Linked DNA regions of Homo sapiens: region 1 is linked to region 2. The links are chromatin loops, found by intact Hi-C in ENCODE. Cell type or tissue: B cell. All regions are shown on one strand. Links, peaks and the distances in the headings refer to the core of each region. The heading gives the core; the rest is flanking DNA.

Region 1 (15,020 bases), core at 6,528-9,027, 110 kb after region 2:
GGCTTAGCATGCAACCCTCCCCACACACAAATATAAATCCTCAATAAGGTAGGAAGAATTTACATAAAACAGGCCAGGTGTGGTGGCTCACGCCTGTAATCCCAGCACTTTGGGAGGCCGAGGCGGGGGGATCATGAGGTCAGGACTTCAAGACCAGCCTGGCCAAGATGGTGAAACCCCATTTCTACAAAAAAAATAAATAAATAAATACAAAAATTAGCCAGTCATGGTGGTGGGTGCTTGTCATCCCAGCTACTCGGGAGGCTGAGGTAGAGAATTGCTTGAACCCAAGAGGCGGAGGATGCAATGAGCCGTGATTGTGCCACTGTATTACAGCTTGGGTGACAGAGCGAGAATCCATCTGAAAGAAAAAAAAAAGGATTTATATAAAACATTATTCTCTGAGTAGATCTTGTTGAGAATATGGGGATGGAGTAACCTGGAGGGAACAGGAAGAAGAGGCTGAGTATTCCCTCCCAGAAAATATTCTTACCTTCATGACTTTACCAAAGATACCTTTGCCCTTGGGGGCTTCTGACAGATGAGTATACTGATAGATGTTGCTTGCCCACCCAGGAGCCCGACCTGCCCCTGACCTCTGCTTCGAGAAGGTGAATGTGGCAGGAGACACCTTTGGAAACTGTGGAAAGGACATGAATGGTGAACACAGGAAGTGCAACATGAGGTGATGACCAAAGGGCAGGCCTCATGAAATGAGGATGAACAAGCAGTTTCTGCTCTGTCCTCACTGTTGCCCAACTCAGCAGTGTGACTGGCCCCAGAGCTGCACCTTTACGTCAATCAGTTGAAGTCAGTCATCTATTCTCGGCCCCCTGTTTGACAATGCACTTTTCAGCTCTGAGGAAGTCAGAGGAGGGTGTGGGTGGCAGTGCTTCCTAGAAAGCTGATCGGGCTTCCTTTGGGGACCATCTTACAGTAGGGCAGGGAATCAGCCCTTTTGGGTCATTTCTGCCAAATTCTAATCATGCCCTAATTTGAATAGCTCCTCATTCATTAATTCACTCATTCATTCATTTATTCATCATTCATTCCAACCAACCATCCACTCATCTGTCTACCCATCCATCCATCCATCCATCCATCCATCTATCCATCCATCTACCACCCACTCACCCACTGATCCATCCATCTATCCATCCTCCACCACCCACTCACCCACTCATCCATCCATCCATCCATCCATCTGTCCGTCCATCTATCCATCTACTATCTATTGAAGATTTACTGTCTATCTACTATCTATTGAAGATTTACCATGTGCAAGATATTGTGCTGAGTGCATGGAACTTCTAATTAACAATATAGTATGACAATGGCAATGTGGAGAGAGCCATCCAACCCATCTTAGTGTGTCAGAGTGGTTTCCCAAAGGAAGTTATACCTACACTGAGATCTGGAGCAGTTACCTCGGTGAACAGGGTGGAAGGTGGTGCTGGTGCATAGGAGAGTAATCCAGGAAGAGAGATGAATAGAGAAAAACTGGTGGTTGAAAGAACTGAGAACAGTTTGATACAGTTAAAGTATAATGTTGGGGTGCAAAGGAGAAGGTCTGCTGAGAAATTAGCCTGGATAGTTTAGCATGGACCAGATCATGAAAAGCCTCAAATGCATGGCTAGGGGAGTTTAGATTTTAGCTTGAGAGCAGTGTGAAAATTAGACTCCTATGAGGCAGACTGGAGGCAGGGAAATCAATCTTCTGCAGACCAGGTAAGGGGGGTGGGGCAGTGTGAATTAAGGTAGATAGATAATAAGATAGATAATTAAGGAGGGAAGATTGATAGGGTTTGAAAATGGCTTGAGCCCAGGAGTGAGGGAGAATGGGGAGTTGGAGATGACCCCAGATTTCTAGCTGGAACTCCTGGGTGGACAGCGGTATAAGGGGCAAAAAGGGAAAGATTGCTCAGCTCAGGTGGCTATTCTTGGAGTTAAGGACTTTTCGAGGCCAGTTCTCTGGTCTAGATTTGCTCAGGGTCAAGGAGCCTGTTCTCTTCCCTTGGTGTCAGTCCACATGGAATCTCTCCTGGTGGGTTCCAAAGCACATGACTGCCCTAAACCTTTGCCCCACCCCACGCAAGCCTGCTGTCTTGATCAAGAAAGACTGAAGCTCTCTGGTGCCCCAGCTCTTCCTCTGCCTCTGATTCCGCTTCCTTCCCTCTCTGTCTCTTGTGCCCAGAGATGCGAAGTGTGGGAAGATCCAGTGTCAGAGCTCTGAGGCCCGGCCCCTGGAGTCCAACGCGGTGCCCATTGACACCACTATCATCATGAATGGGAGGCAGATCCAGTGCCGGGGCACCCACGTCTACCGAGGTCCTGAGGAGGAGGGTGACATGCTGGACCCAGGGCTGGTGATGACTGGAACCAAGTGTGGCTACAACCATGTGAGTCCCCTCCCCTGCTCACCTAGGAGCCAGCTGCAGAGCAGAGTGATTGAGAAGTGAGGTCTGAGGGAAGGATGCCTGGGCTCAGATGCCACCTCGCCAACCTCTGAGCCTTGGTGGCTCCCTTCATGAAGCGTGTATAGTGACAGCAGGCACCCACCCCAGAGAACTGTCGGAAGGATTAAAGAAAATCATCCCAGTAAAGCACTTAGGTGGCCTAGCTAGTGCCACTTTCATCCTCATCGCTAATTATCATAGGAATTAAAAATGGACTAGGAGTTAGGGAAGCCTGAGCAAAATAATAGCACAGACTCTATCCTCCAGAGTCGATTCTGATAATGAAACTATGGAAAACATGAAGCATTTAGCATAGCACCTGGCACAGAGTACTGTCACCATCATTATTTTTAAATATAATGTTAAAATTGATACATATTAATGACAAGTAATTAACATAATCAACATAATAGTCCTTTAATGTGATAACACATAAATAATATTGTATTGTTAAATATGATACTTTAACAATATATTTGTCGTTTTCTCCCTAATCACAAAAGTAATAGCAGAATTTAGTTGGCTGTTGTCCTGTCCTTAGCGTTGTGGGCTGTTTTCCATTTTTCACTTTGATAGTAACCTGAAGTGTGCTGCCTATTTGGGCCCTCATACTTTTTTTCTTTTAAGATGGAGTCTTGCTCTGTCACCCAGGCTGGAATGCAGTGGTACAATCTCGGCTCACTGCAACCTCTGTCTCCCAGGCTCAAGCAATTCTCCTGCCTCAGCTTCCCGAGTAGCTGGGATTACAGACACAGGCCACCAGGCCCAGCTAATTTTTGTATTTTTCGTAGAGATGGAGTTTCACCATGTTGGCCAGGCTGGTCTTGAACTCCTGACCTCTGGTGATCCGCCCACCTCAGCCTCCCAAAGTGCTGGGATTACAGGCGTGAGCCACCAGGCCGGGCCATGGGTCCTCATATGTTCCAAGTGCAAAATCTTGCCTCCTAACTCCCAACCAGCATCCCTCCCATTGCACTGATCGTTCTGTTTTCTCTCCGTGCAGATTTGCTTTGAGGGGCAGTGCAGGAACACCTCCTTCTTTGAAACTGAAGGCTGTGGGAAGAAGTGCAATGGCCATGGGGTGCGTGCTGGGTTCTGGCTTCTCTGTGTCATGGGGACGTCATGAGGGCAGGCCCTGTGGGTGGCTGATGCTCTCTGGGGTGCTGATGCCTCTGCCCTTTCTTTGCTCCAGGTCTGTAACAACAACCAGAACTGCCACTGCCTGCCGGGCTGGGCCCCGCCCTTCTGCAACACACCGGGCCACGGGGGCAGTATCGACAGTGGGCCTATGCCCCCTGAGAGTGAGTGCCAGCCTGCTGGGGCCACTGCCCGCTTTTGTGAGAAGAGCGGGCATCAGGGGCAGGTGGCATGTTGCAGAGCATCCACATTGAATCAGCTTCATTGTCCTGATTTTGTAGAGAGGAAATCAGGATAAAGACAGACCAAGAGAGAGGAGCGACTGCTCATAGTGTGGTGTGGGGACACGGTTCAGTCTCTCTTCTCCCATCCTTTCTACTGAGGAGGGGGAGCCCGCTTAGTAGAGTGAGAGTAAGAGAGACTGTAGGTCATTGAATGTTCCCATTCTTTTTAGGGGACACGGTGACTATTTCTCTTTGGGCACTTAAAAATAATCATGAACCTGGGACACATTATGGTGGTTTAGATTTCCTCTGATGGACACAAGTTAAAATGGAGAACCAGACACTCAGAAAATTTTATAGTATTTTAGTGGATCTCTCAAGGATTCTAGCACTATGATTTCTAAAGTTTTTTTTTTAAAAAAAATAGCAAATAACTTTAAAAAAAAAGCACCAAAATCTTTCAAGGAAGAAACCCCAATATGTAAAACTGATAAAAAGTAGTGTTTTGTTAGTACAAATACGTTCTCTATATTTACATTAACCACTTGAGAGAATATTGGGGTAGTTTTGATGAAACCAAATGTTAAGTTATGGATTATGGGTGAGATGTCTAGTCTTAAATCTGTCTGAGTCTTTTCGTTTCTTTGTTTTTTTTTTTTTTTTGAGACGGAGTCTTGCTCTGTCACCCAGGCTGGAGTGCAGTGGTGTGATCTCGACTTACTGCAACCTCCGCCTCCCGGGTTCAAGTGATTCTCCTGCCTCAGCCTCCTGAGTAGCTGAGACTACAGGCATGTGCCACCACACCTAGCTAATTTTTGTGTTTTTAGTAGAGACGAGGTTTCACCATGTTGGTCAGGATGGTCTTGATCTCTTTACCTTGTGATCTGCTGACCGCGGCCTCCCAAAGTGCTGGGATTACAGGCATGAGCCACTGTGCCCGGCCCATAATGTGTGTTTTTAATTATAATTTGTAAGTTAAAATAAGTAATACAAATTAAATGCAAATCAAATGCCTGAAGAAGAAGCACGAATACCTATTTTGAAATCTGCTGTAGCCGAGACAGCTTCTAAATCTCCCACTTGGGTTCTGTTTCTGGAAGGTGTGGGTCCTGTGGTAGCTGGAGTGTTGGTGGCCATCTTGGTGCTGGCGGTCCTCATGCTGATGTACTACTGCTGCAGACAGAACAACAAACTAGGCCAACTCAAGCCCTCAGCTCTCCCTTCCAAGCTGAGGCAACAGTTCAGGTATGACAGGGTTCAATGGAGGACTCAGGGTCAATTTATGGGTCACAAAGGTCTCCATAAATGGTACTTAGCAAAAGTGTTGGTGATAGTGGGTCTAATTCAGGGAAGACAAGTGCAAGATACATGCTGCCCTCTCCCCTGCTATGACTGTGACAGGCATTACTAGTTGATCTTATTGTAAGTACTCTACTGATTCTGGTCATCACTCCTGAGTTCTTCTCAGCAGAATATCCCCAACCAAATCAAGTTGAAATATAAAATAAAATCTATTTGCCATCCTTTGTCTAGTTGATTTATTCCCCATTTTATTTTATTTATTTTTGAGATGGAGTTTCACTCTTGTTGCCCAGGCTGGAATGCAGTGGTGCAATCTTGGCTCACTGCAGCCTCCGCCTCCTGAGTTCAAGCGATTCTCCTGCCTCAGCGTCCTGAGTAGCTGGGGCTACAGGTGCATGCCACCATACCCAGCTAATTTTTTGTATTTTTAGTAGAGACGGGGTTTCACCATGTTGACCAGGCTGGTCTCGAACTCTTGACCTCAGGTGATCTGCCCGCTTTGGCCTCCCAAAATGCTGGGATTACAAGCATGAGCCACCATGCCCAGCCCCCTCTTTGTCTTTTTAACCACTGTTGCTTTAAAGTTTGTTTCATCTGGTATAAGAATAGCTACTCCTGCTCGCTTTTGGTGTCCCATTTGAAAAGTGATGTATTATTTTGGATATGGAAGATGTACAGTCTCTGAGTCACCTATTAAATAACACTTGTTCTGGAGGGGATTTTAAGTCCCAGGTCTTTCTGGATCTATGCCTGATGGGGATTGGTTGATGGCTCGTGACACCCTTGTGTCTCCTCACAGGGGAAGGGTCTTAAAAGGGTGAAGAGAAGGTGCTGAGAGAGCTCTGCTTTGTATAAGGCCAACTCTGTTTCCTTGAGAGTTCTCCATTGGCCACACGTTTTTCTACTTAGGAAGATGTGGTTCGAGAAGACCAATCCCACTCCCTCCAGAGCAGACTTGGGAAAGATTTAGCTGCTTGCTGGCCGTGCTTGGGTCAAAGGGAACTCAGGCACTGTCCCCTGCTGAACATCGTCCCCTTTCTTTTCCTCCCCCATTTCTTGTTTCTAGTTGTCCCTTCAGGGTTTCTCAGAACAGCGGGACTGGTCATGCCAACCCAACTTTCAAGCTGCAGACGCCCCAGGGCAAGCGAAAGGTAAGAGCTTTGCACCACTGAACTTTGCTACTTTTCCTTTATCCCTCAGGGCCATGCTGTATTTTTCTTTTTGAGATGGAGTCTTGCCCTGTCGCCCAGGCTGGAGTACAGTGGCGCCATCTCAGCTCACTGCAAGCTCCGCCTCCAGGGTTCACGCCATTCTCCTGCCTCAGCCTCCCAATTAGCTGGGACTACAGGTGCCCACCACCATGCCTGGCTAATTTTTGTATTTTTAATAGAGACGGGGTTTCACCGTGTTAGCCAGGATGGTCTCCATCTCCTGACCTCGTGATCCACCCGCCTCGGCCTCCCAAAATGCTGGGATTACAGGCATGAGCCACCATGCCCGGCCGCCATGCTGTGTTTTTCTAAGAGCCTCTGTGGGCCCATGGGATTGGTAATAAAAGCCCTTTTATTGGCTGGAGAGACATGTTATTTGGTTCTGACATCCCCTAATGACTTTAAAGGTTGCATCTGACTTCTGGGATCCTCAGGGGTTTAATAGATTGGTGTGTCTGTTCTCCCTTTGGGCTCTGGTTTATCTCAAAGAGACACACAAGGCCAGCCCTGAGTGATTTCTTGTCTCAGGTGTTCCTTGACTTGTGCGTACAGGTGATCAACACTCCGGAAATCCTGCGGAAGCCCTCCCAGCCTCCTCCCCGGCCCCCTCCAGATTATCTGCGTGGTGGGTCCCCACCTGCACCACTGCCAGCTCACCTGAGCAGGGCTGCTAGGAACTCCCCAGGGCCCGGGTCTCAAATAGAGAGGACGGAGTCGTCCAGGAGGCCTCCTCCAAGCCGGCCAATTCCCCCCGCACCAAATTGCATCGTTTCCCAGGTAAGTGGATAATCAGCAACCTTGGGCTGGGAACATTGCTTTTAAGGCCACTTTCAATGGGTAATGGCAAAGGTGGGGAAGGTGAAACTTGTGGGGTCATGAGCTGACTGCCTTTTCTGCAATTCAGTCAATACGGGGGCGCACAGCAGGTTAGAGCAACGAACGTGGGGAAATAGACTCTCTAAGAAGCTCCTAAACCATGTGGCATTTTCTCCCGGGTTGGCCTATTTTATGACAAGCCACTACCCACCTTCCACCCCATATTAACTTCTGTCAGTTCCCCCATGCTCGTCTGCCTGCTAGGTCTTTGTAAATGCTGCTTGTTCTGCCTGATACGCTCCTTCTCTCCTTGGTGGGGCCACCTCCTGCTCATCCTCAGATCTGCTCCTAGATGCCGCTTCTCCCAGGAAGTCTATCCTGATTCCTCAATTCTGAGGTTGATGGGACTGTACTTCTCTCATCATAGTACTCTTCCTACCAAATTGTACCTATTGGTACCTTCTACTGATTGGAAAGTCTTAGGGATGTATCCTGATGCCTTGCCCATCCCAAGGGGCAGGTGCCTCTGGGAGGTGAGAGTGGGGTCTAGACTCTCCCCCACCAGCCCTGGTGCTCTTGGAGGCATAGCCTGCCCAGCAGCCTGTTCCCACTGCGTGTGTGTGCTCTGATGGCTCTGACCACACCTTCTGCAGGAGATCCCCCAGTGCAGACACAGGTGTTTCCTGGGTGGCGGCCGGGTGGGGTGCCTTCTGGAACTGGCCTGTGTGTTTTGGGTGTGACCCCTCAACTGAGACTGCTTTCTCTGGGTGTAATCCAGAGGGCTCCATGGAACCCAAGCTGTCTCTGACCCTAAGGACTCTGGGGTTGGCTGCAGGCTTTGGAGGGTCCTTGGGATGTGTGGCAGTGGTACAGTTTGGGAAGGCTGAGGGCATCCATTCTGTTTCTCTGCTGTGAAACTGCTGCTCTCCCCTTCCTTTTATGTGGGGCAGAGGTAGGATGGAAAAATCCATGCAGAAAGAGAGGAAAGATTGACAGGGAGAGAGAAGGAAAGAGGAAAGGAAAAAAGCAAGAGAGGGGAGGAGTGGAGAGAGAGAGGTGGAGAGTGTACTCGTGTGCTGAGGGTGCTATAGCAGAGTACTGCACACTGGGTGGCTTCAAAACAGACACTTATTTTCTCACAGTTCTAGAGGCTAAGAGTCCAAGGTCAAGGTGCTGGAAGGGTTGATTTCTGAAGCCTCTCTCTGTGGCTTGCAGGTGGCCGCCCTCTTGCTGTGTTCTCACGAGGCCTTTCCTATGCACTTCTGCCTCCCTGGTGTCTGCCTGTCCAACTCTCCTCTTCTTATGAGGACACCAGATTGGATTAGGTGGCCTCATTCTATCCTAATCACCTCTTTAAAGACCTTATCTCTAAATATGGTCACATTCTGAGGTACTCAGGGTTAGGGCTTCAGCATATGATTTTTTTTTTTTAAATGATGAGTGCACAGTTCAGTCCCTAACAGAGAGATGAAAGAAAGGGAGAAAGCAGGCGTGTAGAGACTTGGGGTTACAGGAGAACAGGAGTGCCAGCAGAGGGAGGAGGGAGTGGGTCGGGCGAGCAGTCCACTCAGACTGTTGTTCTGAAAAACCCACACTAGAGGCATGTTCAGAGAACACGGGGCCAGCCTCACCCCTGTCACCCCTAGGTGCTGAGCCGTAGGTCAGGAAGTGTCAGGGACAGCGGGGACCCAGCTGTCTGTTAAGTGGTGGAGGCTGTGCATACCCTGCACCTGCACCCCTGGGACTGCTGGCAGGAGTCCCGGGTGCAGGAAGCTGCCCAGCCAGTGGCAGGCACCCCAAAACACAGCCCCCAAGCACAGCTTCTCCTGGGCCCCGGGTCCCAGGTGGGTGTCTCTCTACAAGCGAACAGTGGGAGGCAGCTGCTCTGAGTGGGGGCTGCTGTGATGACATTGGGCTGCCACCTGCCTCCTCACAGCCATTCCAAGAAGGGAGTTGCTGCAGCCCTCATTTCTCTTGGAGGTTGCCAGGCCTCATAGGATTGAAGGGACTTGCCCGACATTGCACAGTTGTGAGTGGAGGAGCTAGGACTTGAACCCAGGTCTCATCCAGCTGAGTGAGACAGCCTCCTGCCCTGGGGCCACTCACAGTCTCCAGTCTGCCATCAAAGATTCCCCACCTCCTAGCTGGGGGACATGGACCCCCTGGAGAAGTGATAGATGAAACCTCATCACTTCTTCAGTTCTGCTATTCTAAACCGGCTTATGCACCTGCACTCTGGGCCAGGCAATGACGAGGAAGGCAGATGGCAGCTTTGCCTCCAGGAGCTCACATTCTGCTGGGGCAGTGACTCTGGGATATGTGTCACTGCAACAGTGATATGTGCTGTGAAGGAGAGGCTCAGGGTGCTCAGAAGAGAGTAACGAGGATTTGACCTAATCTGGGAAATCCAGGAAGGTTTCCCTGAGGTGGTGACATTTGAGCTGAGACATGAAGGAGGAACAGGACTTAACCAGGCTGTGAGGGCAAGTGATGAAGGAGCTTTCCTGGTCCCAGGACCCACTAGTAGGGAGGCTCTGTCATGGGAGAGGGCCCTGTGGATTGAAGGAACTTAAAGGTTTGTGTGCTTGGGTCCCAAGGAGCTATGAGATGAGGCTGGAAAGCCAGGAGGAGCCCGTCTATGCCCAGGCCACATAGCCTTGGTCAGGACTTTGGTCTGTATTCCATAGGAAGAGGACAGTGGTGACATGATGCAATTTTCTGTTGACAAGGATTGATCACTCTTTGGGATATCTTTAGGCAGGAGAGAGGTGTAGTTCCTGCAAGGGGCCCATAGATGCTTCTGAAGCTGTTAATCTACTGTTTGACCTGCATGGGGATTACTTAGTGTATTCACGTTGTGATAATTCATCTAGTTGTATATTTATGATTTGTTCGCCTTTTTCTGTGTGTATTATATTTGAATTTTTAAAATAGTTTTAAAAAATGAAAGTCACTCTAGAAGCAAATGGGTGTCCTAGTTAGAAGATTTAAAGGTTGTCCTGAAGAAAGATGGTAAAAGCTTGGAGCAGGGAGTAGGCAGGGCTGATGAAGTGAAGCTGATGAGAAATGTGCAGAAGAGAAAATAGATAACGAGTTGAAGATCCATTGCTTGGCAGGGGATGACGCCCCGTGTCAGGCTTGTGCAATCTGATTGAGTAAGATGCCATCCCTTGTGGAAGGGAGCATGGGCCAGAGTAGCTGAGGGACTGTTTCTGCTCTAGAAAAAGGAAAACAGTGCTGGGCGAGGGCCCTGGTAGGGCTGAGTTGGATCATCGCAGATGTGGCCTGTGGCTGGTTGCCCTGGGAGGCCCAGTGCTGACATGCTGATGAGGCTCCTGCCCAAACTCCAGCCCCTCAGTGGCTCATTTGCACAGCTCCCTTGGGAGCACAGCCTTTCCCAGTTGCAACCTGACATCTGCACCCAGCTGTCACCTGCCCCAGAAGGTCTCTATCCTGGCTTCCAGCAACCATTGCAACTTGGCAGCTATTCTGAGCTGGGGAAGGTGGTGGTGAAGGGGGCGGGTTGTATTGTCCTTCTAGATAGAGCTGAAGAACATGGCTTTTTGGCCTTAAGAATTTGCTTTAGTTTCTGATTCCATGAAGCTTCTTGGGGAAAATCTCGGCTCTTTGTGTTATTCCTGCCCTCTCTATGTGCTTGCCTTTTGTCCACTTTAATACGTGGTAGTGACCCTCTCGAGAAGGGAAGGAAGTCAAGGGGAGCAGGCACTGGAACTCCCTTCTATGCAGTTGGCTTCCCCTTAAACCCCAACAGCTTGGGGGCCTGCGGGTGGGACAGTCATTCTTTGCCCCTTAAAAAACAATGGATCAACTAATACGTGTTGAGCACCTACTGTATACTAGGCACTGTTCTGGAAGCCAAAGATGTATCAGTGAACCAAACAGATACGGACCCCACACTGCTTCCACTCTAGAGGGGAATGGAGAGACACAAAGTAAAAATCAACTGGATAAGTAAATAAATTATATATGTTGTAAGGCAGTAAGTGATATGAAAAGAAAAGAAGAGGTATATTAGGATAAAAAGGTCAGGGAATGTCAGGGTGGGGGCTGTTGTAATTTTAAATAAGGTAGTCAGGGCAAAGCCTTGTGGAGATGGTGAGAACATGAAGGTAATAGTAACACAGGAAGGACAGAATCCATGAAATGTGCCACACACATGGACAACCAACATGAACAAAATATAGCTGCTGCTTTGTTTAAATTTTGTTTTAATCTTAACAGGCAATACACGTACATGCTCTTGTTAAAAAAAAAAAAAAAGGAATGTTCAAGGGCTGGGCGTGGTGGCTCACACGTGTAATCCCAGCACTTTGGGAGGCCAAGGCAGGCAGATCACCTGAGGTCAGAGTTCGAGATTGGCCTGACCAACATGGCGAAACCCCGTCTCTACTAAAAATACAAAAATTAGCTGGGCATGGTGGTGGGTGCCTGTAATCCCAACTACTCAGGAGGCTGAGGCAAGAGAATCGTTTGAACTCCGGAGGCAGAGGTTGCAGTAAGCCGAGATCATGCCATTACACTCCAGCCTGGGGGACAGAGCAAGACTCCATCTCAAAAAAAAAAAAAATGGAATGTTCACCTGGAACACACCCCTCCCCTTTTGCACCCCATCCCAGTGTAATCTCTTTGGTCTGTATCCTTCCTTTTTTCTGTTACAGACATTTCTATTAGGCGGTGAGCGTGCTGACTTATTTTATGTCAACTATCCTCTACAGCTTGTTTGTTCCACCTAACAACTCTTGAACATCTCCCCACGCCAGCCCCTATCAACCTACTTCATTCTTTTTAAGTGCTATATCATCTGTCACTTTATAATTTTAGTTATTTTTCTGCTGATGAAATTTTGCTTATTTATAGTTTCTTTGCTGTTACAAACAGTGCTGCAAGGAACAACCTTGCAGTTTCATTTTTGTGCACGTGTGCAAATAGTTCTCTAACATAGGTCAGAAGAAGTAGAATTACTAGATCAGAGAACAGTTATTTGTAATTTTTTTTATTATACTTTAAGTTCTGGGGTACATGTGCAGAATGTGCAGATTTGTTACATAGGTATACACATGCCATGGTGGTTTACTGCACCCATCAACCCGTCATCTACATTAGGCATTTCTCCTAATGCTATCCCTCCCCTAGCCCCCCACCACCCAACAGGCCCCAGTATGTAATGTTCCCCTCCCTGTGTCCATGTGTTCTCATTTCATGTTCATCTCCCACTTATGAGTGAGAACATGTGGTGTTTGGTTTTCTGTTCTTGTGTTATTTTGCTGAGAATGATAGTTTCCAGCGTCATCCATGTCCCTGCAAAGGACATGAACTCATCCTTTTTTATGGCTGCATAGTATTCCATGGTGTATATGTGCCACATTTTCTTGATTCAGTCTATCATTGATGGGCATTTGGGTTGGTTCCAAGTCTTTGCTGTTGTGAATAGTGCCACAATAAACATACGTGTACATGTGTCTTTATAGTAGAATGATTTATAATCCTTTGGGTATATATCCAGTAGTGGGATTGCTGGGTCAAATGGTATTTCTAGTTCTAGATCCTCCCTATTTAATAATGGTGCTGGGAAAACTGTCTAGCCATATGCAGAAAGCTGAAACTGGATCCCTTCCTTACACCTTATACAAAAATTAACTCAAGATGGATTAAAGACTTAAACTAAGACCTAAAACCATAAAAACCCTAGAAGAAAACCTAGGCAATACCATTCAGGACATAGGCATGGGCAAAGACTTCATGACTAAAACACCAAAAGCAATGGCAACAAAAGCCAAAATTGACAAATGGGATCTGATTGAACTAAAGAGCTTCTGCACAGCAAAAGAAACTATCATCAGAGTGAACAGGCAACCTACAGAATGGGAGAAGATTTTTGCAATCTATCCATCTGACAGAGGGCTAATATCCCCAATCTACAAAGAACTTAAACAGATTTACAAGAAAAAATCAAACAACCCTATCAAAAAGTGGGTGAAAGATATGAACAGACACTTCTCAAAAGAAGACATTTATGCAGCCAACAAACATATGAAAAAAAGATCATCTTCACTGGTTATTTGTAATTTTAATAGATACTGCCAGCTTGCTCTCCTGACTTCCTCTTGAGAATATAAACACATTATACATACAGTTTCTTTCTAAATGGGACCATACAGTATATAACTTTTATCTATCTGATTTTAACCTGTAAGATATCAGGGATATTTTCTTTCAAACAGGCCTCTGGCCTTCAAGTGAGGCTTATTGCTTTCTCTCCAGGACTTCTCCAGGCCTCGGCCGCCCCAGAAGGCACTCCCGGCAAACCCAGTGCCAGGCCGCAGGAGCCTCCCCAGGCCAGGAGGTGCATCCCCACTGCGGCCCCCTGGTGCTGGCCCTCAGCAGTCCCGGCCTCTGGCAGCACTTGCCCCAAAGGTGAGTCCACGGGAAGCCCTCAAGGTGAAAGCTGGTACCAGAGGGCTCCAGGGGGGCAGGTGTAGAGTTGAGAAAACAAAGCAATTCATGCTTCTTGTGGTCTGGACTGAACTTCCAGAACAAAAGCCAAGGGCAAAACATTCATGTTTCTTGGTGCCCGCTTGACTGTGGAGTTTTGGCTTCATGTGAAAGGTGATTCTTAGAATCCTGAGCTGTGGTGGCTTCAGTCCTGCCCCTGCACCTGACCTGGGGAGGGACCCTGAGCAAGTCCCTCTTGAGTCTGTTTCCTCATTTGTACAGAGGCTATGATGAGCAGTAGTACCAGCCCCATCAGGTTGTTGTGAAGAGCAAGGAAGTGCATTAGTAGAAGCCACCTGGCCTGCGGGAGGCTGTGTACACTTGGCCCCTCCTCGTACTTCTTCTGTGTGGCTGACAGTCTCAGTTTGCCAGTCTTGGCAGTCAGGTCAGAAAGGGATGAGGTGAAGAAGCTGGCTGACCATGCTGTATTCCCACGAGGCATTGAGAAAACTATGGACTGTGCTGCTGCCTTAGCAGGGAAGGGAAGAGGGAGGGGTGGCTGGTCAGCTTGAGATAGGGGCACCTACCACACCCCTTCCTGCAGGGCTGATGGTCTGGGTGAGTGGACACATGGATGGACTTCACAAGAAGCCTTTGTTCTCAGTGGGTGGTCCATCCTTCCTTCTAAAATCGGGAGGATGGCTGCCCCCTTGATCCCATTGATCAGCATCAAGCTGATGTCTCTCTCCCTCCCTTCTTTTTCTTCCCAGTTTCCAGAATACAGATCACAGAGGGCTGGAGGGATGATTAGCTCGAAAATCTAGACCTGTCCAAGGGGCTTCTCCCTTTCCTTGAGCTCTCTGGACACTGCAGAGGACCCATGGCCATGGAACCCTGAAGAAGCATGTCTGGCCGCCTCTGAGCTCCTCCCACCCTCCTCCAGGAACCTCCACATCTCCAAAAATCTCCCTGTTGACTCAGTGCCTCCTCGGCTTCCTTGGAAGCCCAGAGGGACTATGATCTGATGGCCTCTAGGTGTTGTTTTGTGCAATATACAGCCCCAGGTAGGGAGGGGAGAGTATGAGGAGGGTGACTGGCAGCTTCTCCTCCAGACTCCTAGCCCCGAGGTGCTGATGGAGATGCTCAAGGCCAGCAAGCCCCTCAGGCCAGCACTTCGCTTGCAGAAGCCATCCATTCACTCCTGGGGTGCAGGGCACGCAAGAGAGCTTCCCATTGCTTCTGCTCTCCTCAGAGGTCCCGGGCTGGATGGAGGCTGGTACTTACCCACCCCTTTTAGCTTTTAGGGATTAAGGAAGGGTCAAGCCAGCCACTGCTGTGGCCCTGCCCAGGGCTTGGTTGAGGGAACGGCTTCTGGCTGTATGGCTGCATGTGACAAGCCACGTCCCCTCCCACCTCTCCCC
Region 2 (15,020 bases), core at 8,210-10,709:
GCTAGGATTCCTGCTGTGAGCCACCATGCCCGGCCTTATGTAAGGCTTAATGCATAATTACAATGGTCTGATTGGTGAAGGTCATCTTTTTCTTTCAGGAAAGATATACTGAACATTCCATACTGAAGATGAAACAGTCATGAGGTCTTTTGCGCCATCTGGTTTGAGTTAGGTACAGAATAATGCAGGAGACAATCTATAACAAAGGTCAGTGATTAGAAGGGGAGGACATCTGGTCTCTGGTCTCTCCCAGTCATTTATAGCACAAGAACAATGAGAAAAGAGAGTTGATCTATAATCTAAGAAGCAGAAGTTGCAACTACATGCTAAGTGACTCAGATCACCAGTTCTCTCTCAAGGTTTAAAGTCTTTTTGGAAGCCAGGTGTGGTGGCACATACCTATAATCCCAGCATGCTGGAAAGCCAAGGTGGGCTGATTGCTTGTGCTCAGGAACTCAAGACCAGCCTGGGCAACATGGCGAAACCCTGTCTCTACAAAAAAATACAAAAATTAGCCAGGTGTGGTGGTGCGCACCTATAGTCCCAGCTACTCGGAGGCTGAGGTGGGACTTTGCCAGAAAAAAAAAGTGCTTTGGGGGTTCCAACAGCTTTTGAATGTATTTATGTTCACAACTTTTGTCTCTATTATTTATTTCAAATTAATTTTTGTGTATGATGTGAGCTAAAGGTCGAAGTTCATTTTTTTCATATGGCTGTCCAGTTCTTTCAGTACCGTTTATTGAAAAGATCATTCTGAGCAGCAACATGGTGGTTGGCAAGAACAAGTACCTTACGAAAGACAGCAAAAAGGGAGCCAAGAAGTGGCTGATCCATTTTCTTTTTTTCTTTTTTCTTTTTTTTGAGACAGTCTTGCTCTATCCCCCTGGCTGGAATACAATGGTGTGATCTCAGCTCACTGCAACCTCCGCCTCCCGAGTTCAAGCAATTCTCATGCCTCAGCCTCCTGAGTAGCTGGGATTACAGGTGCCTGCTACCATGCCTGGCTAATTTTTTTTTTTTTTTTTTTTGAGATAGCGTCTCACTCTGTTGCTCAGGCTAGAGTGCAATGGCACGATCTCGGCTCACTGCAACCTCTGCCTCCCAGGTTCAAGCAATTATCCTGCCTCTGCCTCCCAAGTAGCTGGGATTACAGGCGTGTGCCACCACACACGGCTAAGTTTTTGTATCTTTAGTAGAGACGGGGGTTTCACCATGTTGGCCAGCCTGGTCTCAAATTCCTGACCTCAGGTGATTCACCCGCCATGGCCTCCCAAAATGCTGGGATTACAGGCTTAAGTCACTGCGCCCAGTCTAATTTTTCTATTTTTAGTAGAGACGGGGTTTCACCATCTTGGCCAGGCTGGTCTTGAACTCCTGACCTCAGGTGATCCACCTGCCTCGGCCTCCCAAAGTGCTAGGATTACAGGTGTGAGCCACCACCCCTGGCTGGTTGATCCATTTTCTAAGAAAGATTGGTACGATGTGAAAGCATGCTATGTTCAGTAGAAGAAATACTGGAAAGACACTGGTCACCAGGACCCAGGGAACCAAAATTGCACCTGGTAGTCTGAAGGGTCGTGTGTTTGAAGTGAGTCTTGCTGATTTGCAGAATGATGAAGTTGCATTTAGAAAATTCAAGCTGATTACTGAAGATGTTCAAGGCAAAAACTACCTAACTTCCAAGGCATGGATCTTACCTGTGACATGGGGGAGAGAGTGGAATTTAGCCTAAGTCAGCCTGGTCCCAAGGTTCCTTAATCTGGAACTCTAAGGCCTTTTTAGAATATTATCTTAATTGTCTGCTTGTCTGTTGAATGAAAAGGGATCCATGTAGGCCTCACGCCTGTAATCTCAGCACTTTTGGGAGGCCGAGGCAGGTGGATCACCTCAGGTCAGGAGCTCTTGACCAGCCTGGCCAACATGGTGAAACCCCGTCCCTACTAAAAATACAAAAAATTAGCCAGGCCTGGTGGCAGATGCCTATAATTCCAGCTACCCGGGAGGCTGAGGCAGGAGAATCGCTTGAACCCAGGAGACAGAGGTTGCAGTGAGCCGAGATCGCCCCACTGCACTCCAGCCTGGGCAACAAAAGTGAAATTCCGTCTCAAAAAAAAAAAAGAAGAAAGAAAGAAAGAAAGAAAGAAAGAAAGAAAGAAAGAAAGAAAGAAAGAAAGAGGCTCCATATAATTGGTATTGGAAATTTCTCCTCAGTCATCCGTAACTATCAAACTGTTAGTGCAATCCTGAACTAAAGGTCTTTAATTATGACTTTGTTCATCACAAAGGTTTCCGACTCTTTGAAAAAGACAGAACATCATTATTTCTTCCGACAAGTGCTTCTTCAAATGGGATCCCAATCCTTAAACCTTGCAGGAATATTGACATTGGGAGGAAGCCAGTGCTCAGCCCCAGTTAGTATTTCTCATCTTTAGGTAAACTTCTCCTTTTAAAGCTGTTTCCTGGGCTTTGCTTTTTACTTAGAGAACTTTGGTTACAGAGAACACATGGGAAGGGTTTTGCGACTGTACTAATCAATAAGCTTCAATAGGTGGGATGGAAATGATGGGCTTAAGTGGTCCCTGGAGACCCTCCGTGAGCCAAATGCACTTTCAAGATATCTACAACAGTGGCTTTTTTCCCGTCTCTGTGCCTGTGTCATTTACTATTCCTAGTTTTAAACCCATGTCTCTATTCAGAGAAAAAGACTACCTTGTGCGTTTGTTGCACTTTCTTTGAGATGAAATTTTTCCGGCCTTCAAAGAAAACCCTTTGATTTCCAGCCTCTGAGTCATAGTTTTCATATACTATTGAAATCACTCACAGTCTGTGAAAAAGGATGTGCGGTTATGGAGGAGAACTGTGGCCCAGGAAGTAGCATGAATCATTGAAATGTGGTGCATGGAGAACCACCCTCCATGGGCAGTAAATTCCCTCTACCCCCTTCCTCTGCCCTCAGCATCACCTCCCGCTGCCTGCTCCGGCAATTGGTCTAACATACAGGCTCATCAATATGTGTCTGAGTTAGTTGCCAACATCAATTGTTCGCACCTGTATAACTCTCTGTAGTTTGCAAATATTTTGAATCATTTATCGACATCTGCACCTGTTCATTCAGTAAATATGAATTTAGTAGTAACAGTAATATTATGGGCCCACCATGAGACAGTTCACCAGACATCAAACCTATGGTAATTATCAAGAGTTATAAGTCATGGTCACTGCCAAGATGGAGTTGGTAGTCTAGGGCGGGGATTTTTTTTAACATAATTCAGTGAAATTTAGTTGAATTGTAATGTAAAATGTATTTCCTACTGAGGATCACAGTCAAAAACATTGGAAACACACTGGTTTAGTGGAGGCTATTGTCAAAAGCCCCCAAATCCGTCCTCCTCATGGCCATCAGAGAGTCATAGAGTCTAGTGCAGGAGGCAGCCATATTATTACTATCATTGCTTGTAAAAGTGTTTGCCAGGCACTGTATTTTGCTGCAGAAGCAAAGGCAACCAAACACACATGTCCTCATCTTTATTTTGGGGGCTCCCCATGACCCTCAGAATGAAGGCTCAACACCTTCACCTGACCCAGAAGCCACATCCAGATCTCGCCTCTGACTATCTCTCTGGCTCCCTTCCCCATTGCTCATAACACTCCCCCTCTTCCTCTACAGATGCCCTCCTGACGCTAGCTGCCTGGAAACACCTCTCCGTCTTTGAACACTCAGCATGAGTATCACTTCCTCTGTGCCTTTGCCCCTCTCCTCCAGGCAAAACTAACTGCTTCATGCTTGGTCTCCCACAATTACCTTCCTCATCCCCCTTCTTCTGGCACCCTTTTTTGGGAAAAGGGGGAAGATCTTGCCGTCTCCCACCCCTTGCCACAGGGTGCTGACAACAGGCAGGGCTTGTAGCATAGGCTCCTGATTTTGGCCTAGAATGCCATATTCTGTCTTTTGTAATTGATCCAAGGATGGCATATAACCCAAGCAAGGCCAATCAAAGTCCATGAGCCAATATCTTCCCTTCTGTGTTAAGATGGTTTCCATTGGGTCTCTAAAGGGTCCTGAATATATAGTCTCTAATGTTACAGCATTCTTATTTGTCTACACCCTGTCTCCTATAAATTCCTTCAACACAGGGACTGTTTTTTTTTTTTTAATTTAAAAAGTATGTGGACCAGGTATGGAGGCTCATACTTGTAATCCTAGAAGTTTAGGAGGCTGAGGAGGAAGGATCACTTGAAGCCAGGAGTTTGAGGCCTGCCTGGACAACATAGCAAGACCTCATCTCTATTTTAAGGAAAAAAATGTGTATGAATATGTATGTGTATAAACTAATATGATCTCTCTATAGGAAATTTGTTGGCAATTTCTCTGTAGAAAATTTTAAAAACACACAAAAAAGTTGTTGAACACCTGTAATCCTCTCTCTCCCAAAGGCATTTTTAAACAGTCTTTTAACAATGCAGATACACATAATACTCACATTTTACACAAGTAGAATATAATTGAATGTACAATTTTAAACTCATATTTTTCACTTAGTAATCTACTGTGAAAACGTTTTCATGTTACTAGATATTTTCCACATAATTTTTATGGGTTGTCTATTACTCTGTCATGTGGACGAAATATATCATGGTCTATTAATCAAACTTTTATTAGAAATTTTGGTGGTTTTTAAGAGCCTAGGAAAACAAAAAAAGAAGGAAAAAAACACTTTTTTTTTTTTTTGAGATGGAGTTTTACTCTTGTTGCCCAGGCTGGAGTGCAGTGGCACGATTTCAGGTCACTACAACCTCTGCCTCCTGGGTTCAAGCGATTCTCCTGCCTCAGCCTCCTGACCAGCTGGGATTACATGCATGCGCCACCATGCCCGGCTAATTTTGTATTTTCAGTAGAGATGGGGTTTCTCCATGTTGGTCAGGCTGGTCTCGAATTCCCAACCTCAAGTGATCCACCTGCCTCGGCCTCCCAAAGTGCTGGGATTATAGACGTGAGCCACCATGCCCGGCCTAATAAAACACACTTTTTAAGAAAGAAATTTTGGGGGTTTCTACTTCTATTATGAAAAAGACTAGACACTACAAAGAATGGTCTCTTCATTAGATGATGCTGGATCAGTCAGTTATCTATATGGTGAGTGCATTTGTTATCTATTGCTGGGTAACAATATTACCACAAACTTGCTCCTTAACACAACACACACTTATTATCTTACAGTTTCTGTAGACAAGAGTTTGGGCATGGCTTACCCAGGCCCTCTGCTTCAGGGTCTCACAAAGCTGCAGTCAAAGTGTTGGCCAGCAGCCAGGTGCAGCGGTTCATGCTTGTAATCCCAGCACTTTGGGAGGCCAAGGTGGGAGGATCACTTGAGGCTAGGAATTCAAGACCGGCCTGGACAAGATAGCAAGCCCCTGTCTCTGGAAAAAAAAAAAAAATAGCTGGGAGTGGTCGTGTGCATCTGTAGTCCCAGTTACTCAGGAGGCTGAGGCAGGAGGATTACTTGCATCCAGGAATTGGAGGCTGCAATGAGCTGTGACTGTGCCCCTGCACTCCAGCCTGGGCAAAGAGCAAGACCTCATCTTAAAAAATAAAAAGGTGGTGGCCAGCATTGCAGTCTTTTCTGACGCTGGACCAGGGAAGACTTGCTTCAAACTTGTGTGGTTATTGGCAGAATTCAGTTCCTTACAGGATGGAAACTGAGGGCCTGAGTTAGTTGCTGGCTGTTGGCTTAAGGCTGCCCTCACCTCCTTGACACATGGCCCTCTCCCCAGAGTAACTCGCAACAAGGCAGCCTGCTTCTTAAAAGCCAACAAGGGAGGCAGTCTCCTCCCAAATTGGGTGTTACAGTCTAATGTAACACAGTCATGTACTGTACATACAATCACATACATCAGTCACCTTTGCTGTATTCTGTGGCTTAGAAGCAAGTCAGGGATTCCATCCACACTCAAGAGCAGGGATCACAGAAGAACACAAACACTAGGGTGGAAACTGTGGGGACTGCCCTGGAGTCTGTCTGTCTCAGGAAGGTTCCCACACTTTCTCCATATATGGTAACTTTAGTGTCTCAGTAATTTTTTTCATGGCAACCCTCAGTCAAAAGAAATACCTAACAGTTCTTAATCCCAGCACTTTGGGAGGCCAAGGCAGGTGGACCACCTGAGGTCAGGAGTTCGAGACCAGCCTGGCCAACATGGTGAAACCCCATCTCTACTAAAAGTACAAAAATTAGCTGGACATGGTGGCACATGCCTGTAATCCCAGCTAATTGGGTGGCTGAGGCAGGAGGATCACTTGAACCCAGGAGGCAGAGGTTGCAGTGAGCTGAGATCATGCCACTGCATTTCAGCCTGGGCGACAGAACAAGACTGTCAAAAAAAAAAAAAGAATGAACGAAAGAAAAAGAAATACTTAACAGTTCTATTTATTAAGTAGTTAGATCCAAACAACTTAATGAATAATTATATCTTAACAACGTAGTAATCGTTTGGAAAAAAATACTTGTAAATTGAAAGAAAAAATATTTTGTTTTTAAGTAACCACAATATTGACCAATAGACTGTAGACTGTGCTCCTGTTGAGGACTACACAGTTTCTCAGGTCTTGGAATCAGACAACATCATCATTTTCATTTCCTGATTTCACATGGCATTTACTTTTTATCATAGCAACCTCAAAAAACCCTGCTTTGCAAAAATATCATGTCATTGAAGGGAATGGAGTATGATTTAACATTGAAACTGTGAACGATTTCCAGCTAACAGTTTATATGGTATCCAACAGTTGTCACTGTGCTTCCCTCAAAAAGGTAAAATGTCCCATGGCCCCTCTGTGAGTTTACTGCAGTGCCCAAGGGTGACTTGGTGCACCATTTGGGAAACACGGCCATATGGAAAAAATTATCTTGATCTCTACCTCACGTCATAAAGATAAATTTCAGATAGGTTATAGATCTAAATGTAAAATGAATGTAGTAAAGTTTTTTGAGAAAAACATAGGAGAATATTTTTCTGCTCCTGGGGTGGGAAACAATTTCTTTTCTTTTCTTTTCTTTTCTTTTGAGACAAGGTCTCGCTCTGTCATCTAGGCTGGAGTGCAGTGGCGTGATCTTGGCTCACTACAACCTCTGCCTCTCGGGCTCAAGTGATCCTCCTGGGCCACCATGACCAACTAATTTTTGTATTTTTTTGTAGAGACGGAGTTTTGCCATGTTGCCCAGGCTGGTCTCAAGCTCCCGGGCTCAAGAGGTCTGTCTGCTTTGGCCTCTAAAGTGCTGGTATTACAGGCATGAGCCACAGCACCTGGCCAACAATTTCTTAAATAGGATACAAAAAGTAGTGCTCATAAAAATGATGAATTCTAAGATATTAATGTTAAGAATTGCTTTGTATCAAAGGAGAGTAAGGACGTACCCTGTAAAGTGGAAGAATATATTTTCATATATATGACTGACCAAAGGCTTGTAGCCAGGATATTTAAAGAACTCCTGCAAACCAACAGAAAAAAACAGCTTGCCCACTTGAAAAATGGAAAACAGACTTGAACAGGCTCCTTGGGAAAGGGGATATCTAATGGCCAACAAAGAGATGACAAGATTTTCACTAATCATCTTATTCACTATCAGGAAAATGAAAGTTGAAACCAAAAGTCAGTACCAACACAAACCCACCAGATGGCTAAATTTTTTTTAAAAATGGAAAATGTCAAGTGTTATCAACCATGTGAAGAAACCAGAACTCTCTTACAAAGTTGATTGAGGTATGAATGGATACAACCATTTTCTTGGACTGTTTAACAATATCTTTTAAAGCTGATCATATACTATGACTCAGCAATGTCAGTCCTAGGTATATACCTAAAAGAAATGCAAATATATATTAACCAAAAGAATGCTCACAACAGCACTGTTTGTAATAGTCTCAGTCTAGAGACAACCCAAATATCTATAAATGGTAGAACGGATGACTAAACTGTGGTTCATTCTGATAATGGAATACTATGCAGAACAGACAATCTATAACTACATAAACGATATAGTGAAATCTCACAAACACAAAACTTAAGCAAAAGAAGCCAAGACCTTCCCATATCCCTTTCCCCCAAGTTACATACTGGATGATTCTATTTATATAAAGTAAAAAGAGGCAAAATTAATCTATATTATTAGAAGTCAGGCTAGTAGTTACCCTTGCTTAAAGGGGGATTTGTGACTAGAAGGTGGCAAAAGGGGACTTCTGGAGTGCAGGGCATGTTCTCTTTTCTTTTTCGATAATGTGGGTGTGTTCAGGCCGTGAAAATAGTTGAACTGTTTACTGTGATATGTACATCCTTTTTTTTTTTTTTGAGACGGAGTCTTGCTCTGTCACCCAGGCCGGAGGGCAGTGACACGATCTCGGCTCACTGCAACCTCCGCCTCCTGGGTTCAAGTAATTTTCCTGTCTCAGCCTCCTGAGTAGCTGGGATTACAGGTATGCACCACCACATCCGGCTAATTTTTGTATTTTTAGTACAGATGGGGTTTCGGCATGTTGGCCAGGCTGGTCTCTAACTCCTGACCTCAGGTGATCCGCCTGCCTCGGCCTCCCAAAATGCTGGGATTACAGGCGTGAGCCACCGTACCCGGTCTATGTGCACTCTTTTAGTATGTTTGTGGCACTTCAATTAGAGTTAAAAAAATAAATAACGCTTCAATGAACATCCTGATAGCTATGTTTTTGCAGAAATTCCTGTTATTTTCTTTTGACTGAATTTCTAGAAGTGGAATTGCTGAATAACATGGTTCAAACATTTGTATAGCTTTCAATGTCTCTTATCAACTCTCCAGGGGCTGCTTTTATCTCCTTGTACTTAGCACTTGACACCGTCTAACAGATGTTTGTTGAATGGGTGAATGAATGAAGGCCTTCTTTCAGGTCCTGGAATGAATAGAGGCCTTTCAAGCCTGAGAATGGTGGCTGTCTCTGCCACCTGAAACTTTCTTCCCTCTGTTCTTCATACCAACCACAAACTCTCAGCTCAAAAAACAACTCAAGAGAGCCTTACCCCACCATGCTGTCTAAAGTAGTCCTCCTTTCTCATTCTCTCTTTTAGCATCAATTGTTTACAAATATCAATGTGTAATTATTATATTTTATGTATATGTGTATTTGCTCACTTGCTTACTGTCATCTTTCCCACTAGATGCTAAGTACCGTGAAGATAGGAATGACATGTGTCTTTGTCCACTCTTATAATCCCAGCAGCTAGCACAGTGCCTAGAATGGAGGAGGCCTTTGCATGATTGAGATATTTTCAGTCACAAGTGACAGACCTCTAACTCAGACTAGCTTGAGCAAAAAAGAAAATTATTGGCTCATGTAGTTGAAAAGTTGAGGCGGCTGACTTCAGGCATGGCTAAATCCACAGGTTCAAATAATAATACTAGGACCTTGTCTCTCTCTTTCTCCATACCTCTTACCACTGTTTGACTTCATTTTTTAGACAGGTTCTTTCCTGACATGGCAGCAAGAAGACAACTCATAGCTCCAAACTTATATTGCTTACCATCTCAGACGAGAAGAAAGCAAATTTTTGATAGAGCTGTCAAGAGTCTTGGGGAAGATGCCCATTGGTCCAGCTTAGGGCCATATACCCATCACTGAGCCAAGCACAGTGGGTTTAATGATGCAGTTCTACACCCAGGCGTTGTGTTCTTGACTATTCCTGAGCAGTGGTTGGGGAGGAGAGGAAGATCCACCCACTCAGACCACAAGAGCAGATGTGAGCAAGGGCTGACTTATTTGCCTAATTCTCACTTCAACTTACCACTCAACCAGCTGCAGGAACTCGACTTTCTGAGTGTGTGCAGCCATTAACCTAAAACTAGGCAGTCGAGACCTACAGGTCTTCGAGCTGTTCTCTGGCTAAGTGGAGCCAGCTGAAATTAAGTGCTTTATTGATTGCCATTTTAAACAATAATTTCAACTTTCATTTTAGATTCAGGGGTACATGTGCAGGTTTGTTACATGGGTATATTGCATGATGCTGAGGTTTGGGATGTGAATGATCCCATTACCCGGGTAGTAAGCATGGTATCCAATAGCTTTTTTTTCAACCCTTGCCCCACCGCTTCCCCCTCTAGTAGTCCCCGTTGTCTATTGTTTCCATATTTATGTCCATATGCACTCAATGTTTAGCTCCCACTTATTTATGAGAACATGCAGTATTTGGTTTTCTGTTCCTGTGTTAATTTGCTTAGGATAATGGCCTCCAGCTGCATCCATGTTGCTGCAAAGAACATTATTTCATTCTTTTTTATAGCTGCATAGTATTTCATGGTGTATATGGACCACATTATCTTTATCCAATTTACCACTGGTGGGCACCTAGGTTAGTTGATTCCATGTCTTTGCTATTGTGAATAGCACCGCAATGAACATGTGAGTGTATGTGTCTTTTTGGTAGAATGATTTATTTTCTTTTGGATATATACCCAGTAATGGAATTGCTGGGTTGATGGTAGTTCTATTTAAGTCCTTTGAGAAATCTCCAAACTGCTTTCCACGGTGGCTGAGCTAATTTACATTCCCACCAGCAATGTATAAGCATTCCGTTTTCTCCACAGCCTTGCCAGCATCTGTTGTTTTCTGACTTTTTAATAATAGCCATTCTGACTAGAGTGTGGTATCTCATCGTAGTTTTGATTTGCATTTCTCTGATGATTAGGGATGTTGAGCTGATTGCCATTTTCAATTGGGTAGTATATTGCTGGGTTTTTCCTGAATGCTTTTGCCTCTGCAGTTTATTTAGGGGTTTAGGTGGAGATCTGTCCTTTGTAACAAACATAGGGGTGGAGTTCATATATAAGATTTTTTCCTTTCACAATCCTTATTCTAAATGGGTCTGTTTATACAAGTTTCTTGATCTGTTTAAAGATCACACCCCCACTCTTCCCGTTTTATCCACATCCTTCTCCTGCTTCAACCAGATCAACCCAAAGTTGACTGAGCTAAGTGAAAAACAGGAATTTTCATATTGGTATGCAGGGGTATATCAGATACATAAACTTGCTGGCAGCCTTAGTATTCACAGCCTTGCAGACTCACCACTTCAGACTTTTAATCTGGTTCCCTTTTCAGGATTTGTCCATGACCTTGAGGAAGTCAATTTCCTCTTTCTGGACCTTAGTAGCCCTAGCTATAAAATGAAATGGTGACCCTATCTGCAGGGCAAGATGGTTTCTAAAGTATCCCCTAGGTTTCTGATTCTGGAATTACCTCCTCCTCTCCTTAGCAATCTGGTGATGAGAGGGTCACCTTTAAGTGTGGATTCCAAACTTTGAGGTGGCTGCAAAACAGTTACATGATATGTGGGTCCCAATGCAAAACGAAAATGTGAGACCCTCTTCTCCAAAAATTATTAAGAATTGCAAAATGGCAATACCAGAGCATTAAATCAAGTGTGAGGCTCTCCTGAGAATGATGCCCTGTGCAACTGCCTGGGTTGTACTTCTGGGAAGCCAGCCCTGGGTGCCTGAGCTGATCAGATGTGATACAGAGATAGGTGTTAACCAGCTGCACTCATGTTCCTCCTCCAAATTCTGCATTGTGTTTCCACCATGTTTTGCAGGGATATCAAAATCAAATGCCAGCAAAATAAATGAGTGATGTAGGTTAGGGTTAGTGAAAAAAAAAAGGAGCAACTGATATTGAGCTTTAAGCAATTGTCACCACGGGAGAATTTAGACTTACTATTGTCTGACTTTCTAATTTTTCATAAGAGCCACAATCAGGAATTTTTTTTCTCTGATTTTTGAACATTTGGCAACTGTTCAGAAAAAATATCCAAAATTTGGAAATGAGGCAAAAGAATGACTGCAGTTTCTTTCATTCAGTGGCATCTAAGATCAGTGGTTCTCAAAGGGTTTTCCCTGGTAAATAGCATCTGCATCAACTGAGAACAAATCATCAGTCTGCCCCAGATGTACTAAATCAGAAACTCTGAGGTTGGAGATCAGCATTCTGTGTTGTAATGAGCCCTTCAGGGAATTTTGCTTTAAGCTTAGGTTTGAGAATCACTGCCCTTAACCACTCACTGTCTTTTCTGTTCAGGGCATTGTCTAACTCCAGGGAAACACAAGATTGTTTCACCTGCTGTTTACTGTTTGTGATTAATTAGGGGTCTGACATTTTATAACTCTGTAAAGTTGGATGTTAAATTACAGAAAACGAATAAATTGTCAATGATTTTTTTTTTTTTTTGTCCAGTAAAGCTGTAAACGATTATCGTCTGGTAGAGAAGATAACCCCAAAGAATGTAGTTTTATTGCCCTGTAGGTTATTAACCAGTTTGGATCTCAATCTTATTTTAGAGTTCCTTTTGTCTAGTTTTTCCTGTCCTTTTTTGAACCACCTTGGTGATCTTGCTGGTTCTCTGATTAGTTAATTAAAACCTGGAAAATGCTCACTATGTATTTTTATGATAATTAAATTTTTAACATTTTGAAAATATTTTGGACACAACTACAATCCAAATTATTTTTACAACACTGTGTTGGCCCACAGGTCACCAGCTCATGACCTCTCACAAAGAGGATTCCAGCTGCCTTATTATCCATACAGAAAACATCCTTGACCATTTGCTCCTATTATTCTTAATTTCACCTCCCGCTCTCTCCCTCTTGTCACATGAGGCCATTTGCCTTTCCCCAAACACTAAACACTTCCCATCTCTGTACTTTTGTTCATATGCACTTTTCTGCTTCAAGGCTCAACTTCAAAACCCCTCCTTCATGAAGCCTCCTACGATCCTTGTTTATATCCAATCTCTCTTTTTCTGGGCTTTTCCAATCCTTAGCTTCCGTTCCAGGAAAACACTTGTTTTCTCTTACCATATGTAAAATCAAGTTTGGACTGTCTCCTAGCAATGCTTTTCAGACTTTAAGTAGCAGCCAAATCACCTTGGGTTTTTTTTTTTTTTTTTTTTTTGGATCTTATTAAAATGCAGCTTCTGATTCAAGAGGTCTGGGTGGGAACTGACAGTCTGCATTTCTAATAGGCTCCAGGTTCTGCTGATGCTGCTGGTCTGTGGACCACACTTGGGCTAGTGAGGCTCTAGAAGGCAGGGGCTCTTACCCAGGAACCTCTGTTTCCAGGGCAAGTCATAGCGCTTTGCATAGAGCTGAATGAAAAATTCATGGACCCAGATGTCCTTTGGGTGTGGCTATAAATGCAAAAGGTTGTTGCTCTGAAATCTGTATCCCCACGTCATCTCCGTGGGAGAAAACTCCCATGCTAGGGTTCTATCTTTTTTTCCTCCTTTTCCCTCTTGGAATTGTGTCCTGGCTGTGTGACCTTGGGGAAGTTGTTTACCCCTAAAATGCCAATTTTCTCTTCTGTGAAATGGGATCCTAACACCCAGTTCACATGGCTTTTTGAATGGATCAAAGAAGATAATGGAGTGAAATGTCTGCAAAAGGTTGGTGTAACCTCTAAATCCCACCAGGGCTTTATCTAGAAAGGGGAAAAAGCACCTAGGGAAGGGTGGCTGCTAGCTGAGGAGGGGAAACAGCTGCAGGAAGCTGGCTCCTATGATACATTTTGCATCATTATCTATTAAAAATATTTGACTTCCGGTTTCTAGTCCTGCATGAAAGGAGCTTAGAAGTCACCACTCGGTCGTAACAACAAGTAAAAAGCTTGATGAACTGAAAAATCAGCTCTTCTCATGTCCAGTGGAGAAGTGAGGTTATATGGCAAGCTGCTGCCCACAAAATTGGAGAAACAGATAGATACAGAGTATCATAACATCAGAGCAGAAACCCACCAGCAGGAACCTCCTGGGAGGTGCTGGGGGAAGAAAACTGGAACTGTAATTGACAAACTGCTAAAGACTCCGCTAATTTTTGTTATTTTTAGCAGAGACAGGGCTTTACCATGTTGGCCAGGCTGGTCTTAACTCCTGACCTTAGATGATCCATCTGCCTTGGCCTCCCAAAGTGCTGGGATTACAGGCATGAGCCACCATGCCCAACCAACTGAAAAACATTTTAAATATGATTAATATGCTGAGGGCTTTAATGGAAAAAGAGACAACATGCAAGAACAGATAGATAATGTAAACAGAGAGGAGGGAATTCTAAGAATTAAAAAGAAATGTTAGAGATTAAAATCACTGTTACAGAAATGAAGAATCTATGATGGGCTCATGAGTAGACTGAACATGGCTAAGAAAAAAACCTCTGAGCCTGAGGATGTGAGAATAGAAATTTGCAAAACTGAATAACAAAGAGAAGAAAAGACTGAAAAAATAAAACAGAATACCCAGTAATTGTGAGACAAGTACAAAAGGTACAGATACACACAATGAAAATACCAGAAGGAGAAGAAAAAGAGAAAGGAGCAGAAGCAATAGTGAATTTCCCTAGATTAATGCCAGACACCAAACCACAGATCCAAAAAGCTCAGAGAACACCAGGCAGGATATATGCCAAGTAAACAAACAAACAAACAAAAAACAGGGACACCTAGTCACACACGAGGAATATGTTAAAATGAACAAACAAACGAAAAACTACACCTAGTCATATCATAATAAAACTTCTGAAAATCAAACACAAAGGCAAAATCTTGAAAGAAACCAGGGGGAAAAAAACACCTTATTTAAGGAAGAGCAAAAAATTGGAGCTAGCTTTTCAGAAACCATACAAGCAAGAAGAGAATTGAGTGTAATATTTAAAGTGTTAAGAGAAAATCCCACCAATCCAGAATTCTGTACACCATGGTACAGAATTCTTCAAAAACAAAGGAGAGGCCGAGCACAGTGGCTCACGCCTGTAATCCCAGCACTTTGGGAGGCCGAGGTGGGTGGATTACCTGAGGTCATGAGTTCAAGATCAGCCTTGCCAAAGTGGTGAAACAGCATCTCTACTAAAAAAAAAAAAAAAAATTACCCAGGAGTGGTGGTGCACACCTGTAATCCCAGCTACCTGGGAGGCTAAGGTGGGAGAATCTCTTGAACCTGGGGTGAAGAGGTTGCAGTG

Evidence for each region. Hi-C counts contacts between places; a loop is a spot of excess contacts. Peaks named below come from ENCODE experiments on the same cell type or tissue, not always from the same donor. Only the 100,000 strongest peaks of a DNase experiment are listed, where the experiment ranks them.
Region 1: it touches region 2 in a loop (2.7-fold over the local background); 2 of 110 quality-filtered maps call a loop at or near these places.

What each region holds. Positions count from the first base shown.
Region 1 is chr5:157,480,352-157,495,371 of GRCh38, reverse strand. ADAM19 (ADAM metallopeptidase domain 19) reads left to right here. Exons shown (of 23, transcript NM_033274.5): 15 at 577-685; 16 at 2,195-2,399; 17 at 3,460-3,537; 18 at 3,649-3,757; 19 at 4,918-5,062; 20 at 6,186-6,270; 21 at 6,883-7,107; 22 at 13,429-13,581; 23 at 14,370-15,020. The coding sequence ends at 14,423. Among named protein-coding and RNA genes, the nearest start is that of NIPAL4, 28 kb to the right of the region's middle. RefSeq lists a silencer at 8,654-8,743 and an enhancer at 8,411-8,911. In B cell, for the core only: no CTCF peak of the experiment used is centred there; DNase peaks (open chromatin) are centred at 7,821, 8,361 and 8,811; H3K4me3 peaks cover 499 bases; H3K27ac peaks cover 2,500 bases.
Region 2 is chr5:157,591,381-157,606,400 of GRCh38, reverse strand. No RefSeq gene overlaps it. Among named protein-coding and RNA genes, the nearest start is that of ADAM19, 23 kb to the right of the region's middle. RefSeq lists an enhancer at 3,789-3,948 and a silencer at 11,899-11,998. In B cell, for the core only: no CTCF peak of the experiment used is centred there; DNase peaks (open chromatin) are centred at 8,260 and 9,750; H3K4me3 peaks cover 1,672 bases; H3K27ac peaks cover 2,500 bases.